2 separate regions of the Homo sapiens genome follow, and region 1 is linked to region 2. A link is a contact called in ENCODE Hi-C or POLR2A ChIA-PET data. All regions are on one chromosome and are shown on one strand. The core of a region is the stretch at or near the end of the contact, and the rest is flanking DNA. Distances in the headings are between cores, read along the strand shown.

Evidence for each region. A loop is a pair of places that touch in the nucleus more often than their neighbours do. ChIA-PET counts read pairs that join two places held with the same protein, here RNA polymerase II (POLR2A). Pooled maps may share reads with other maps.
Region 1: a map of PC-9 shows a loop between it and region 2 (5-fold over the local background). The contact joins the promoter of RHOD here to the promoter of SYT12 in region 2. A Hi-C loop is called at or near these places in 1 of 168 maps with a recorded cell type or tissue (PC-9), 2 of 37 single-sample maps with no recorded cell type and 4 of 50 pooled maps. POLR2A ChIA-PET finds 5 or more read pairs at or near these places in 13 of 52 experiments (A549, B cell, GM10248 and 10 more).

Annotation. Positions count from the first base shown.
Region 1 is chr11:67,054,589-67,061,179 of GRCh38, reverse strand. It overlaps RHOD (ras homolog family member D), which reads right to left and starts at 4,333. Exons shown (of 5, transcript NM_014578.4): 1 at 4,146-4,333. The coding sequence starts at 4,277. RefSeq lists silencers at 4,195-4,264, 4,275-4,434.
Region 2 is chr11:67,021,884-67,029,231 of GRCh38, reverse strand. SYT12 (synaptotagmin 12) reads right to left here and starts at 6,098. Exons shown (of 8, transcript NM_177963.4): 1 at 5,772-6,098. RefSeq lists enhancers at 1,386-1,455, 4,666-5,166, 5,339-5,438, 5,167-5,667, 6,609-7,348.

The DNA.
Region 1 (6,591 bases), core at 3,084-5,583, 34 kb before region 2:
AGTGTGGTGCTTCCCCCTTCTCTCTCTCTCCTGCTGCCACATAAGAAGTGCCTTGCTTCCACTTCACCTTCCACAATGATTGTAAGTTTCCTGAGGCCTCCCCAGCCATGCAGAACTGTGAGTCAATTAAACCTCTTTTCTTTATAAATTACCCAGTCTCGGGTAGTTCTTTATAGCAATGTGAAAATGGACTAATACACCCAGCCCCTCCGCAGCTTCTGACCTTTGTCCTAGAGTAGGGGCCTGTCATTGTGAAGGGCACTGGTGCCCTTGCATCTGAGCTCCCAGCTTGACCACCCACTCAGTCACCTTCTTGATCTGAGCTGCAAGGCAGCCTGCTGGAAATCTCTTGGGAGACATGTTTCAGTGCTTTGCAAATGCCCATGGTAATGACACCACCACCCACCATTCTCTAAGGATCTTCTGTGTGTGGCTGTGTACTGGCACCATCTCCGATCCTTGCAAGCTCGGAACGTCAGTACAACCTTCACTTTCTGATGATGCCCAGAGAGAGGAAATGACTTGTTCAAGGTGACACACTGAACAGCTGGCTAGTGACAGAGCCAGGTCTTTGTGGCTGCAGAGACCAGGCCTTGTCCTCAGCCACCTGCCTTTCCTGAGGTTACCAACTCCAGTTCCCGGAGACAGAAAGGGGCTGGGTTTCCCCTCTGGCTTGTAACTGTCACAGCCCTTTCCCCCACTCGGGACGTCATCCTAGAGACTCTGTCTGTACCTTTTGTTGTGTTGTTCTTTGACCCCCAGGCAGGGTCACCCTCTGTCCATGGGATCAATGGCACCTAATTTTATCTGTTAAGCCGTCCTCAGCCAGAAAAGAAGGACTGGGCCTGTGCTGGACCAGGACGGAGATGACTCAGGCTCAGGTCTGCCCTCCAGGGGCTCACAGACAGAAAATGAATCATTACCAAGATGGGGGACCTGGCTCAAGAGGGAGTGTCGGGGCATCCCTGGTTAGGACACCCATGGGAGTCCAAGTGCGAACCAGGAAGGACCCAGGGGGCTCTAGCCAGCAGGGCCGGGTGCTCCCTGCCACCTCCTATCCCCATGCTGGTGTGGGGGCTGCTAGGCTTTGAACCTGTGGGAATGGTTGCAGCCACAAATGCCAGCCAGGACTGGGCAGAGGCTGGCACCCCAGCCTGGGGCTTCCCCCTGTCCTAGGAGCTCTCTCCACCTTGCCCTCCCCTGCTGCCCTGAATCCAGGGTTGGGTCACAGCCAGATGAGGGTCACTGAGGTCCCTCCAAATCCTCAGGCTGCTCTCAGCCCTTTGCTGTGTGCAGGAAGTCTGGGAGATGGGACTCCAGCCTCCTGGCTGCTGGCCCCTTGGGCTTCGAGGGCTGCCTAGAGGAAGAGTCTGGTGCTAGGGACAGGGGCAGGAGGAGGCTGGGTCCAGCAGGCAGAGCACTGGGGGCTGTGGAGAAGGCCCTGGTCGGGAGGGGGAAGACCTGGGCTCTAGATCAGTGCTGCCACTGCCGGGCCATGTGCCCCCAGGTAAGCCTCTGGGTTCTGGACTCAGTTTTCCCATCTGCAAAATGAAGCCTTTCCAACTCTTACACGTTGTGGGTTCTTTTAATTAATTTATTTAATTACATATATATATATATATTTATATATATTTTGAGACGGAGTCTCGCTCTGTTGTCCCCGAGCTGGAGTGCAATGGCGCGATCTCGGTTCACTGCAACCTCCACCTCCTGAGTTCAAGCGATTCTCCTGCCTCAGCTTCCCGAGTAGCTGGGATTACAGGCGCCTGCCACTATGCCCGGGTAATTTTTTTTGTATTTTCGGTAGACATGGGGTTTCACCATGTTGGCCAGGCTGGTCTTGAATTCCTGACCTCAGGTGATCCACCCACCTTGGCCTCCCAGAGAGCTGGGATTACAGGTGTGGGCCATTACGCCCGGCCCATTGTGGGTTCTTTAAATGAAGAGGACTCTCCTGCTCCAGGGAACTCAGAGCCCCCAGACGGGAGGAGCCTGGACAAATCCAGCCCATTTTCCTGGTGATAAGCATGCCCTCCCCCCATTTCTGGCCAGCCCCAGCATGTCCCTCAAAGCATTCACATCTTATCAACTGGAAGAGGCCCATTTCCACGTCATAACTCCTCTGAAGTTGGGATGGTCTCACCATCAAGGACATCTCAGAGCTGGTGGTGAGGCATCAGCCCTCCAGCCCCCGCCCATCAGGTGCCTTCCCCTGGGCCTGGGCCACCTGTCCCTGTGTGGTGCTCTTCCCCGGGTGCCCTCATTGTTGGGTTCCCATGGGCAGCATCTAGGGGCCCAGAAACATGTTTCCCCCAACTTAAAAAAATGTATGACTGGTCAAAGGAGGTGACACCAGCTCCGCAAGCTACTAAACAAAAGTGGCTCAATGCCACTGCAGCAGAAAGCACATGGGCCAAGGGTGGGAGACAGGCAGACAGATATCATCCTGATAAGAACTACAGTGTGATAAGAACTGGGGTAGGCCCGACCGTCCTGCTTGTGCTCAGATGCTCCAGCACCTATACAACCCCAGGGGCTTAGAGGATGCTGGGAAGAAAAGGAGGAAGAATGCCAGTTGCGGTGGCTCAGGCCAGTAATCCTAGCACTTTGGGAGGCCGAGGCGGGCAGATCGCTTGAGGCCAGGAGTTCGAGACCAGCCTGACCAACATGGCAAAACTCCATCTCTACTAAAAATAAAAAAATTGGCTGGGTGTGGTGGCTCACACCTGTAATCCCAGCATTTTGGGAGGCCAAGGTGGGCGGATCACCAGGTCAAATGATCGAGACCATTCTGGCCAACATGGCGAAACCCTGTCTCTACTAAAAATATACAAAAATTAGCTGGGCACGGTGGCACGCGCCTGTAGTCCCAGCTACTCGGGAGGCTGAGGCGGGAGAATCGCTTGAACCTGGGAGGCAGAGGTTACAGTGAGCCGAGATTGTGCCACTGCACTCTAACCTGGCGACAGAGCGAGACTCCGTCTCAAAAATAAAATAAAATAAAATAATTTTAAAAATTAGCTAGGCGTGGTGGTGGGCGCCTGTAATCCCAGCTACTTAGGAGGCTGAGGCAAGAGAATCGCTTGAACCCAGGAGGCGGAGGTTGCAGTGAGCTGAGATTGTGCCAATATCACTCCAGCCTGGGTGACAGAGTGAGACTCTTCTCAAAAAAAATAAAAATAAAAAAAAAGAAGAGATGCTGGAAGCAACTCCATGGACTCCCAGGACAACAGGGCTGAGAGGCGGCAGAGCAGGGGCCGCCTGGTGCCCGTGGAGTCTGCCTGGGCAGTCAGTGAGCATGTCAGGAAGGATTAACGGTGGGCATGCCTACAGCGCCAAGGACATGCCAGCTACCGCACGGGAGCTGCCTGTCAGCCTCCCCTGGGCTCCACTTCACCACTGCCCTACAGTCCCTCTACCCCATGGGGTTGTTGTGAGGAAACTGAGGCTCAGAGAAGCTAAGCAGGTTACAAAAGGGCACGGGGCTCAGAGGAGAGCAGAGACGCGGGCCCAGCAGCTGAGGCTACAGCTGGCGTGCTCCCACCCTCCAAGGCAGAGCCCATGGCATGTGCTTTCCAGCGGCAAGAGCTGGAAGGGAGACAATGTTTCCCAGGAGCGACATGTGCCAACTCTCCGTGAGTCCTTCCTGTGCACAGGCCGGGGCTGAGTGCTTGAGGTCTATTAACTCTCTGTCACAGTGACCCTGTGTGGTGGGCACTGTCACTCACCTGTGATGTAGTGAGGGACACAGGCACAGCAGGGTTAGGGGACTTACCCAAGGGCACACAGCTATAAGAGGCAAAGCCATAATTTGAACCTCGGCAGTCTGGCTTCCAAGCTCTCAGGCCCTCAGCGGAATTGTGTGGCCAAGTGCTGTCTTAGGATCTTGTGTGCACCCAGGTCGCCTCACTCAGTCCTTGTGACACCTCTCCCCGGTGGATGCCATTCCTCCGGCTTTACAGATAACATCACTGAGGCCTTCATTCCCAATGGCTGGGGCGGAAGAACTCTGCCCTGGACCCCAGGCCCCGCTGGGACACCCCTCGGAGGCCGGGTTAGGCGCACAGCCTGGGCCGCTCCGGCACGGACCTGTACACCCGGGCGCGCGAGCGGAACCGGGCGAGGCGGAGGCGCGGGGCACTCACCTCGGGGAAGGCCCCATCGGCGAAGACCATCAGCAGCGACGTCTTCCCGCAGCCGCCGTCGCCCACCAGGACCACCTTGACGGACCGCACGCCTGGTGGCGCCTCCTCACCCGCGGCCTGGGCCGCCGTCATCCCGGGGCCGGGCGCTGAGCGGGCGGGCGGGCGGCTGCGGCGCAGAGACCCAGACTGCGCGGGGCAGGCCCGGCGGGGCAGGAATGTGGAAGGGGCGGGGCGGCGGGAGGAAGTGCGAGCCGGGCGCCCCGAGAGCCAGGTGAGAGGCCCGGGCGGCTGGGCTGGGGCCCTTCCTCTCCAGGCCGTCTAGGTCCCTGAAGAAACGCTGCCCGAGCACCTACTGTGAGCTGGCCGCGCTGGGGCCACGGGAGGTCGGAAGGGAGAAGACAAACAGCGGGACCATGACAGTGGGGGCGGGGGTGTGCTCAGGGGCTGGGTCCCAGATCCCAGGCAGGAGCCAGTGACCTTTAGTGAATGAATGAATGAATGAATGAATGGTGCATTTCCCCAGGGGTCTCAGGACGCAGCACAACACAGGCGTTTCATGCCAGGTGGGAAGGGGATGACCCCCTTCACTGGCCCCACCAGGCCTGGCCTGCCCCCTCCCGCAGCACCAGGAAGCTCTGCTGCAGGTGGGCAGCCACCTGACACCGTGGCTGGCCACGATCTAGGGAAAGCGATAGAACCTTCCCTCTGTAAAGTGTGAGTGTTTCTTATTATTGCACCATGAGATGTCCCCCTGGTGCCCAAGGGCCCGGGGACCCTGAACTGTTTAAGACAAAATCCAGGCCCTGCCTTGAGAAGCCCACGGCTTAGAATGGTAGACACGCAGGACATCAGTGTGATCAGAACTACAACGGGAGTAGGGACAGGCAGCGGGACGGGAGTAGGGGAAAAGAGCTCCTCGCCCACGTTGAGGGAGTCAGGAAACCTTTCAGAGTCTTGAGGAAAAAGTGAAACACAGTCAGATGGGGGAGGGAAAAGGTGTTCCACCGGAGACAGCGGCACGTGCGAAGCTGCGGAGGCCGGAGCGGAATGCTGCCCCCCCACCCCGCCCCCGCAGAGGGTGAGGCTCGCTTGCACAGTGGTGCAGCATGAGGAGCTGGTGCTTGCTCAGTGGAGCACGTTGGATGCCAGCAGTAAATCCAGCATTGAACTGGGAACTCATTGTCACCTGATCTCTCCACTTCTCCTAATGGCCAGAGTTGAAATCTTTTAAAAATGGGCACAAGGGTCTTCCCAGATCTTGGACTGAGTGTTTCTATTGAAGCTTAAAAGAACAAGGGGCAGACGTCATTAGGTTCCCCCTAATTTATGCTGGTCATGACATCCCCCCTCATGGAGTTCCAAGTCAGGCAGGTGAAAAAGCACCTTCAACCTCCTTTAAACTCACTGTGGTCTAAAGAGGCAGCCAGGGCAGGAGTCACTAGGTGGAGAGGCAGAGCCCAGCTCCTTGACTCCTCTGCCCGGCTCCCGCTCCGGGCTGTGGTCTGCAGGCTGGATGGAGCCCCACTTGGAGGGAAGGATCCTCCCCAGCACAGCTCTGCCTTTCCAGGTGCCCCTTCCTCCCCGAAACTGCCACAGGGCTCGGCAGTGACTTGACACTGGGCTGGGCAGGTAGCTCCAGAGCAGGGCTCCCCGCCCCAAGGAGTGGTGAGAGGGGCCCCACCCCCTCGGATCAGCTGTCAGCATCTTCCTCCCAACTGCTGCTGTCGTCAGGCCTTGGGTGGCAAGGCTGGAAGGCAGGTGGGGCCAGACTGGGGGTGGAGGGAGCTGAGAGTCAGGCAGAGGCGTTTGGCCTTGGTTGCTATAGGGATAATCTCTGTAATGACACACTTGATGTTTGTCATGCTATACAGTTTCACTGAACATTTCCTAATAATAACAACACCCATTAGTGGATTGCAAGCCACGTGTAGGCACTGTTCCCTAGGAGGTAGGGACTCTTAGCTCCATTTCACAGATGAGGAGCCTGAGGCCCAGAGAGGCTAAGTTGTTGACTAACATCCACAGCTAGTAAGAGGCTGAACTAGAATTTGGATCCAGGCGTGACCCCAAAGCCAGGTGGTCTCCCTCCATCACGCCTCATCTGCACAATTGCAATTTCATTTAGCTCTCAGACCACGAGGTAGACCAAGCAGATGACCTGCTTCCTCCCATTTTACAGATTTGGGAACTGAGCCTCAGAGAGAGGCAGAGGGGTGTCTTAGACCAGCAGGACACAGCAAGGATTCAATCTCCTGACGTCAAGCCCCAGCCTCCGCTCCCCCACCATGCTTACGCTCCTGCGAGAGGGAGCTTAGTCACCAGGCCACAGAAATCGGCTCTGGTTGGCAGGGAATGTCCCTGAATCTCAGACATTGCTGGACCTGGGACCATACTGTTTTCCTGGAATTTATTTTTAGAGTGGTGGCCCAGGTCACACAGTCTGCCT
Region 2 (7,348 bases), core at 4,849-7,348:
ACCCCCAGCTTTTAGGAATGACTGAGGCTTAAGTTGTTCTAGAAAGGTCTGGGAGCTCGTACAACCCATTACCTGAACCTAGGTGACTGCTCATTGTTTTATTAGTGTGCTAAGAAGTAAATCTGGCTCACAGATGTGTTCTAAGTGGGTGTATGTGGGAGTCCTGGAAAAAGGAATTTGGGATGGGCTGCACTGATCTCAGGTCAAGGGCACCGAGGGCCAGGATAATGCCCACCCCAATTTCTGGATTCCCTTGTAGTTCAGAGAGGTGGTTACACATGGTAAGCCTGCAGGCCTGGTGCAGGGTGGTAGGGCAAGGGGAAGGGGAGGTAAGAACTGCAGAGTGATGGCCTGGCCCAAGGGCAGCTGCATTTTTGCCCCAGCAGGAATGCCAACCACCGTGGCTTGATCTTCTGGCACTTTAAAGAAAAGCCAGATACCTGAATTTTTTATGTGCCATTTCCTGAGTTTTAAAGGTAGCAACCAATTTGCAAAAAAATGCAAACACCATTCAGACGCAGTATAAAAAGTCCTTGGGGAGTGTGACCCACCAATTCCCAACCCCTCGGAGCATCCTGTAGGTTCCCTTTGGGACTGGGGTCGAATCAGAGGGTAAAGCTAAGGCCCTCCACATTTTCAGGAATTCCGGGGTTCTCCCCAGTCTGTGGCTTTGGAGTCAAGAAGCTTCGGTGCCATGCTCCAGTCAGGGTTATCCAGCACATTTGGGGTGCCATAAGTCCTAGTCTACCCCCTTAAGTCCTGGAGGTGCCCAGGAGCCTCTAGAAGCAGGTCAGATAAGGTGCACAGCCAGCTCCTGGCTTCCAGTTCTCCTGATGCTGCCCCCACTCCCACAAGGAGATGTGCGTTGTCATGGTGATGGAAGGGTGGTGCTAAGCCAGGAAGGGCTTCACCCATCCTGACTAGAGTGGAAGCTCATTCCTGGGCCTGGGCTGGAGATAATGATAGTAATAGAGAACCTTGTCGAGCCCTTCTTACACATCAAGCGCCATTCTAAGCACTTTGCATTTATCTGACCTCATTTAATTTGCCTAACAGCCCCATGAGGTAGGTACTATTATTATCTCTGGTTTGCGGGTGAGAGTCCCAGGGCGTAATTTGCCCCAGGCCACACAGCTAATAAACTGTTCAACCCAGGCCAACTGGCTCCATGCTCCTAACCACTGTGTCTCACTGCAAGTGGGCATATGGTTTCCAAAAAGTTTCCTAAGAATCTGCAGGTCAAATGGGTCACCATGTACCTGCCCAAGGTGGTCCTAGCTCCTGGCGGAAGCTGGTCTGGATACGCTGAAACACATGCTAATGTACACACACGCACCTCCCAGCCTGCTTCTGCCTTGCCGGGAATCAGATAAGCCATCGGCTTTTTCCTGCTTACCTGGCACAAGCTGACTTTGCAAGAGTGGGGCCAAGCTGGGACAGCCAATGCCCGCAGCACGCGAGCAAGGTATGCATGGCAAAGTACACCCCACAGCACAACAGGCGTGGTACGGGACAAAGCCTCAAGCTGCATCTGGCCTCTGGCTGTCGGGGGCCCCATCACCTCCATGGCTGGCCCAGCTCAGACCCCAGACTCCCACGCTGTCTGTTCTTTCCTCTCCCTTTAACACGACATCCTTTCCCAGGGAGCTGAGATTTCAGTGAGGGTGTGAATGACTGCTAGGCACACCCCAGACAGAAGTTCCTTCTTTTTTTTTTTTTTTTTTTTTTTTTTGAGACAGAGCCTCACTGTGTCACCCAGGCTTGAATGCAATGGCGCGATCTCAGCTCACTGCAACCTCTGCCTCCTGGGTTCAAGTGATTCTCCTGCCTCAGCCTCCCAAGTAGCTGGGATTACAGGCATGAGCCACCATGCCCAGCTAGTTTTTGTATTTTCAGTAGAGACGGGGTTTCATCATGTTGGCCAGGATGGTCTTGAACTCCTGACCTCAATGATCCTCCCATCTTGGCCTCCCAAAGTGCTAGGATTACAGGCGTGAGCCACCGCCCCTGGCCTCCAGACATATGTTCCAGCCTGGTGCCCTGTGAAGGCAGAGCTCATTTGCCTGAGTGGAGGGAGAAGAGAACTGGGAGAGAGGTCGAGGCTCCTAGAGGGTGTCATCCTGAGCACAGGGTTTGTAGTCAGCTGCACCCAGCTCTGACTCCCATACCTGCCCCTGGCTAGCTGCAGTGGCCTTGGGTAATTTTCTTAGTCTCTTAGAGCCTCAGTTCCCCACCTGTAAAGCAGATGTGAGGCTGCCAGGAGGGTGGAATGAGAAGGTACGTGTAGTCAGGCTTGGCACATATTGGTTGCTGTGGTTAGCAGCCTGGTGATGGCCCATACAGACCCCCTAACCCCTAGTCTGGGCAGTGTGGGCAGCACTGCCAGCCTACAGATGTGTTTATTTGTCTTACATTTAAGTGAGTTGCCAACATTTTAAAATTGAAAAATTTAGCTGGGTGCAGTGGGTCATGCCTGTAGTCCCAGCTACTGGGGAGGCTGGTGTGGGAGGATCTCTTGAGCCCAGGAGTTCAAAACCAGTCTGGACAACATAGTGAGACTGTGCCTCAAAAAAAAAGTGTGTGTGTGTGCGGGGAGAGTTTCCCATTAAAAATTGATTTAAAAAGGATTTCCAGCTTCCCTTTGAAAATTAGAAGATCTGGCCGGGCGCGGTGGCTCAGGCCTGTAATCCCAGCACTTTGGGAGGCCGAGGCAGGCGGATCACCTGAGTTCGGGAGTTTGAGACCAGCCTGACCCACACGGAGAAACCCCATCTCTGCTAAAAATACAAAATTAGCCGGGCTTGGTGGCACATGCCTGTAATCCCAGCTACTTGGGAAGGCTGAGGCAGAAGAATCGCTTGAACCTAGGAGGTGGAGGTTGCAGTGAGCCAAGATCGCACCACTGCACTCCAGCCTGGGCAACAAGAGCAAAACTCCATCTCAAAAAAAAAGAAAGAAAAGAAAAAAAGAAAGTTAGAAGATATGGGGACAATGGGTTTGCATCCCCCGACTCCAACAGGAGTTGGAGCTAAGTCGGCATTGCCCCTTCCCTGGCTGCTCCCATCCTTCCATTCACTGCTAGAACCTGTTGAGCCCTGGAAGCATCCCTGCTCATAAGCCTGGTAAAGTGGGCTTTGAATGAGCTACTTTTTTTTTTTAATTAATTTATTTTTTTGAGACGGAGTTTCGCTCTTTCACCCAGGCTGGAATGAAGTGGTGTGATCTCACCACGCCCAGCAAAGCTGTGGGAGATTAAGAGAGGTTAAGTGACTTGCCCAAAGCCACACAGCCAGCGGTGGTAGAGCTGGGCCTGGCAGTCATTCCTGTAGCCCAGTCCAGCCCCTCTTCCATTAGCAGTGACAACCCTCATGCCGTCTTCCCCATCACCCGTAAGACCCATGGGGCAAATCCTGTTACTACCCCCTCCTCCACGGAGGAGGAGAGGGAGGCTCAGAGAAGGGCAGTGAATTGGCCCGAGGTCACCCAACCAGTGAGGAGGAAGCTCAGACCAAGCCGCAAGTGCTGCTGTGCAGCCAGTGCCCTTCTCAAGGGCTTTGCTCACTATCCCCGAGACCCCTTGACTCTGTCTCACCTGGGACCACCTCAGTGGGCTCCCGCTGGCAGCCTGGAGGTCTGCCAGGCAGAAGGACTGTGTCTTTGGCTAGAAGAGGATAGCAATGAGGTACAGTGGGACCAGGGCAGCCTGTGACCAGAGCATCCCCGGTGTCCAGACACACAGCAAAGAGCATAACATGGGGGACCAGAGTGGCTCCAGACCCTCACTGAGCTCCCAGACTGCACATCCCTACCTCTGCAGCACCCCTCCCCATCTGACCAATTCGTTCAGTCCCAAATCCCCAGACCCTAAACTGCACAGAGCTTACTCATTGAAAACAGCTCTAGGTTCAAATTCCAGCTCGATCATACCTACCTAGCAATATCTCCTTACTGCTACATGCATGTGGACATAACATGTGCTAAGTGCTTAGCACTGTGCCTGGTTGTAGTAGGTACACAATGTGGACATGATGATTCAGTGGATTAATGGATCCCCCTTTTATAGATGAGGAAGCTGGGGCCCCAGGTCACCTAGCATACAAGTAGCAACACTGGGATTGGTGCCAGGGTGCAATGGATCTGGGCCTGGGCTCTTGGTCACCATGCTGACTCCTGAACAGGCAGGCCTTTTGGGGTGGGGAGTTGGAAGAGCCCCCCACTTCCCCCAGCTTTGCTGGAATCAGACCATGGCAGAGGCCCCTCCTGGGCTTGTCAGAGAATTGGCTTTCCATGAATGTTGTGCCTCGGCGGGGGAGAGGGGCCCTCTGTCCCTGCCTTCTGCTCCACCCCACCTCCTTGCCCAGTGTCCTCACATCATTCTCTGGCTAGCAAGGCAATGGGAAGGGTCGGGAGTTGGGCCCAGGAGAGCCTCATCCTTCAACCTGTGAGCCTCTTCAGGATCTTTAGGTTGAAACCTTTTCAAGTACCCCTCCTCCGCTTTCTGAGATAACCACATCCTGCTGCCATCCCCCAAACAGCCCACAGAAACCGCAGGACAGACTGGCTGGGAGGTGCTGGCTGGCATTTATTGGGCACCTACTGTGTGACTTGCCCTGTGTTATCTCAGCACCGCAGCCCTCTGAGGGGGCTGCTACCCTGCTCCTTGTACTGGAGAGGAAACTGAGGTGCAGTGTGGGCAGCGCTGCCAGCCTACAGATGTGTTTTATTTGTCAGTCAGTCACCAGAGCTGACAAGTGGCAGAGTCCGGGTTTGAAACCCAGGCTGGGAGCCCCCACTCTGCAGAGCTGCTTAGGAAAGCTTTCAGACTTCAGAGTAGGGAGGCTGGGGGCTTGGGGACTTGTCCTAACCCTTCTTCACACTGGCTGTGGTAACTTCGGTGGGTCTCCTGCCCTCTCTGAGCCTCAATTTCCCCATTTCTAATAGGAAGCACTATTGCTGCTGCTCTCTAAAACTGTCATCCCCTGACGGGGAGAAGGAGCTGACATTCCATGGTGCAGCTTTCCCAGGCTTTTGGGAATGGAGGAGGGTGCACACAGTCTCTCTGCAGCCCCTGGAAGAGAGCTCCCAGGATGGCCAGCTCAGGGCCTTCCACCCACAGGCCAGGCTCCCGGCCCCCCACCTCCCTCCCCCAACTTCAGCCCAAATCTACAGCCTTGAGGCCCTGAGTCTGGGCAAGCTTCCTCCCCTGCCCCGCCATACCCCTCTCCTAAGCTCTGGAAAGCCCCCCACTCAGGCTGGTGCCACCGGCGGCTGAGGGTCATATCTGGCTCTTCACACGGCCAGGGCCTCCTCGGGCTGGGGTGCAACGTTCCCCTCCAGATTGGGACGGTTCCTGCAGACCCAGCGCTCCTGCCTCGGGAACCTCCAGGGTGTATGGGGACCGGAGTGTCGGGAGGGGGTGCGAAGCCAGAGCAGGGACAGTGAGGACAGTCAGGGCGCTGAATGCGAAAGTGAGGGGCGTGTGTGCAGCGTGGGCGCGGGGAGGCGTGTAAATGGCCGGGTGAGCCGCGTGTGTGCACATGCGGGGCGTGCGATGCGATGCGCACTGCGCGGAGTGGCCGGGCCGGGTAAGGGCGCCCAGCGTGCGCGGTGCCCGGCATTCGTTCGTGTGCAAGCGCGGCGCGGAGGTGCAGGAGCGCGGAGTGCGCGGGGCTCTGGGGTCCCGGGCCCAGGGCCCGAGGAGGGGGCTGCGTGCGTCCGCGATCAGGGTGCGATCCCGGCCGCGCACGGGGGTCGGCGGGGTGCGTACTCACCCGGGCTCCGCGGAGGGGCCGCCGCTCCGGCTGGGCTCCAGCTGCCGGCCCGCCTCCCGCAGCGCGCACGCACCTGCGCCTAGCCCGGCCGCCGGCGGCAACGCCACCCCTGCAGTGTCGCCGGGCTCCCGCCTCCGAGGAGCGCGGCGCGGGCCGGGGGCTCGGCCGGGCCGGGGCGGCGGACCGGAGCTGCGCCGCAGTCCGGGCACGCTCCCAGGAGCCCGCCGCGCGCTCCCTCGCGCTCGCCCGCTTGCCCGCCCGCTCCCTCTTGAATTTAAAGTGACAAGCTCGAGCGCTGTCTCTGCTCCTGGGGTCCGAGCCGGAGATCCCCAAGCGCGTCCGGGATCCAGGGACGCCCTGAGGCCAAGCCCAACCCCTCGCTCCCACGCCTGGGGACAGGGGTGGGTGGGGACGTGCCCACAGGCCTCTGAGAGGCAGGCCAAGCACTGGACTCAGAGCCAGCCGGCCTGGGTTCTAGCCCCAGCCTCCGCGCCCTGGGTTATCCTGTTCTCTTTCTAGGCCTCAGTTTCTTTACCTTAAAAACGGACCCGATACTGCGCACCTCCGGGAGCCAAGGAAAACAGCGACAGGAGGCGCAGCGGAAAGTTTCCCCTTTTCTGAATGGATAATTACTCCCTCCCACCACGATTGAGCTGTAGGTCAGCTCTGTGCTGGTGCCTTACAACATCATCTCAGTCCTCACCGTGGCCTAATCTGGTCGTGGTGACTCCATTTTTTACATGAAGAAACAGGCTCAGAGAGGTGACCAAGGTCACAGAGCCAAAGGTCAGAGCCAGAATTGAACCCAGGTCTGTGTGACTTCAAACTCCATACCTTTAACCACTAAGGGGTCGTGCTTTCTCTCCCAAAGGAATGAATGAATCATTCAGGAGATATTTATGACGCCCCCGCAGGGGCTGGGCACAGTGCCAGGTGTGGGCGATCTTCCATCTTCCGGGAACAGGGGACAGGTCCCTCCCTGCCCGCGCAGTCTGGCAGTGAGGCACGGCTTGCACTGGGAGGGGCTGGGTGCGGGGGAAGGTGCCACATGTTGTGGGCACAGTAACCAGGGGAGCAGGCTGGGTGGACACCTGGGGAGACCTCTCCAACGGTCTGGGGTGGGGGAGGAAGAGGGGCGAGGATCCCAGATGGGGAGCAAGTGTGCAAGGGTGGCAGTGCTTCCTGGCTCATCTACACTCTGGGCCTTTAGAGCTGAGGGCAGCCTGTGGGCACTGACCTCTCAGTGGAGGCTGGGTCTGTGCTGGCTTGGTGCAGTGTGGGCATCCTTGGTCTAGAAGACAGGATGCTGGGGAGCCCTAGAAAGAGAGTTGCATCTGGCTAACACGGTGAAACCCCGTCTCTACTAAAAATACAAAAAAATTAGCCAGGTGTGGTGGCGGGCGCCTGTAGTCCCAGCTACTCGGGAGGCTGAGGCAAGAGAATGGCGTGAACCCAGGAGGCGGAGCTTGCAGTGAGATCGCGGCGACTCCGTCTCAAAAAAAAAAAAAGAAAAGAAAAAGAAAAAAAGAAAGAGAGCTGCATCTTACCTTCACCCACAGGGGGCGCTTTTGTCTTCA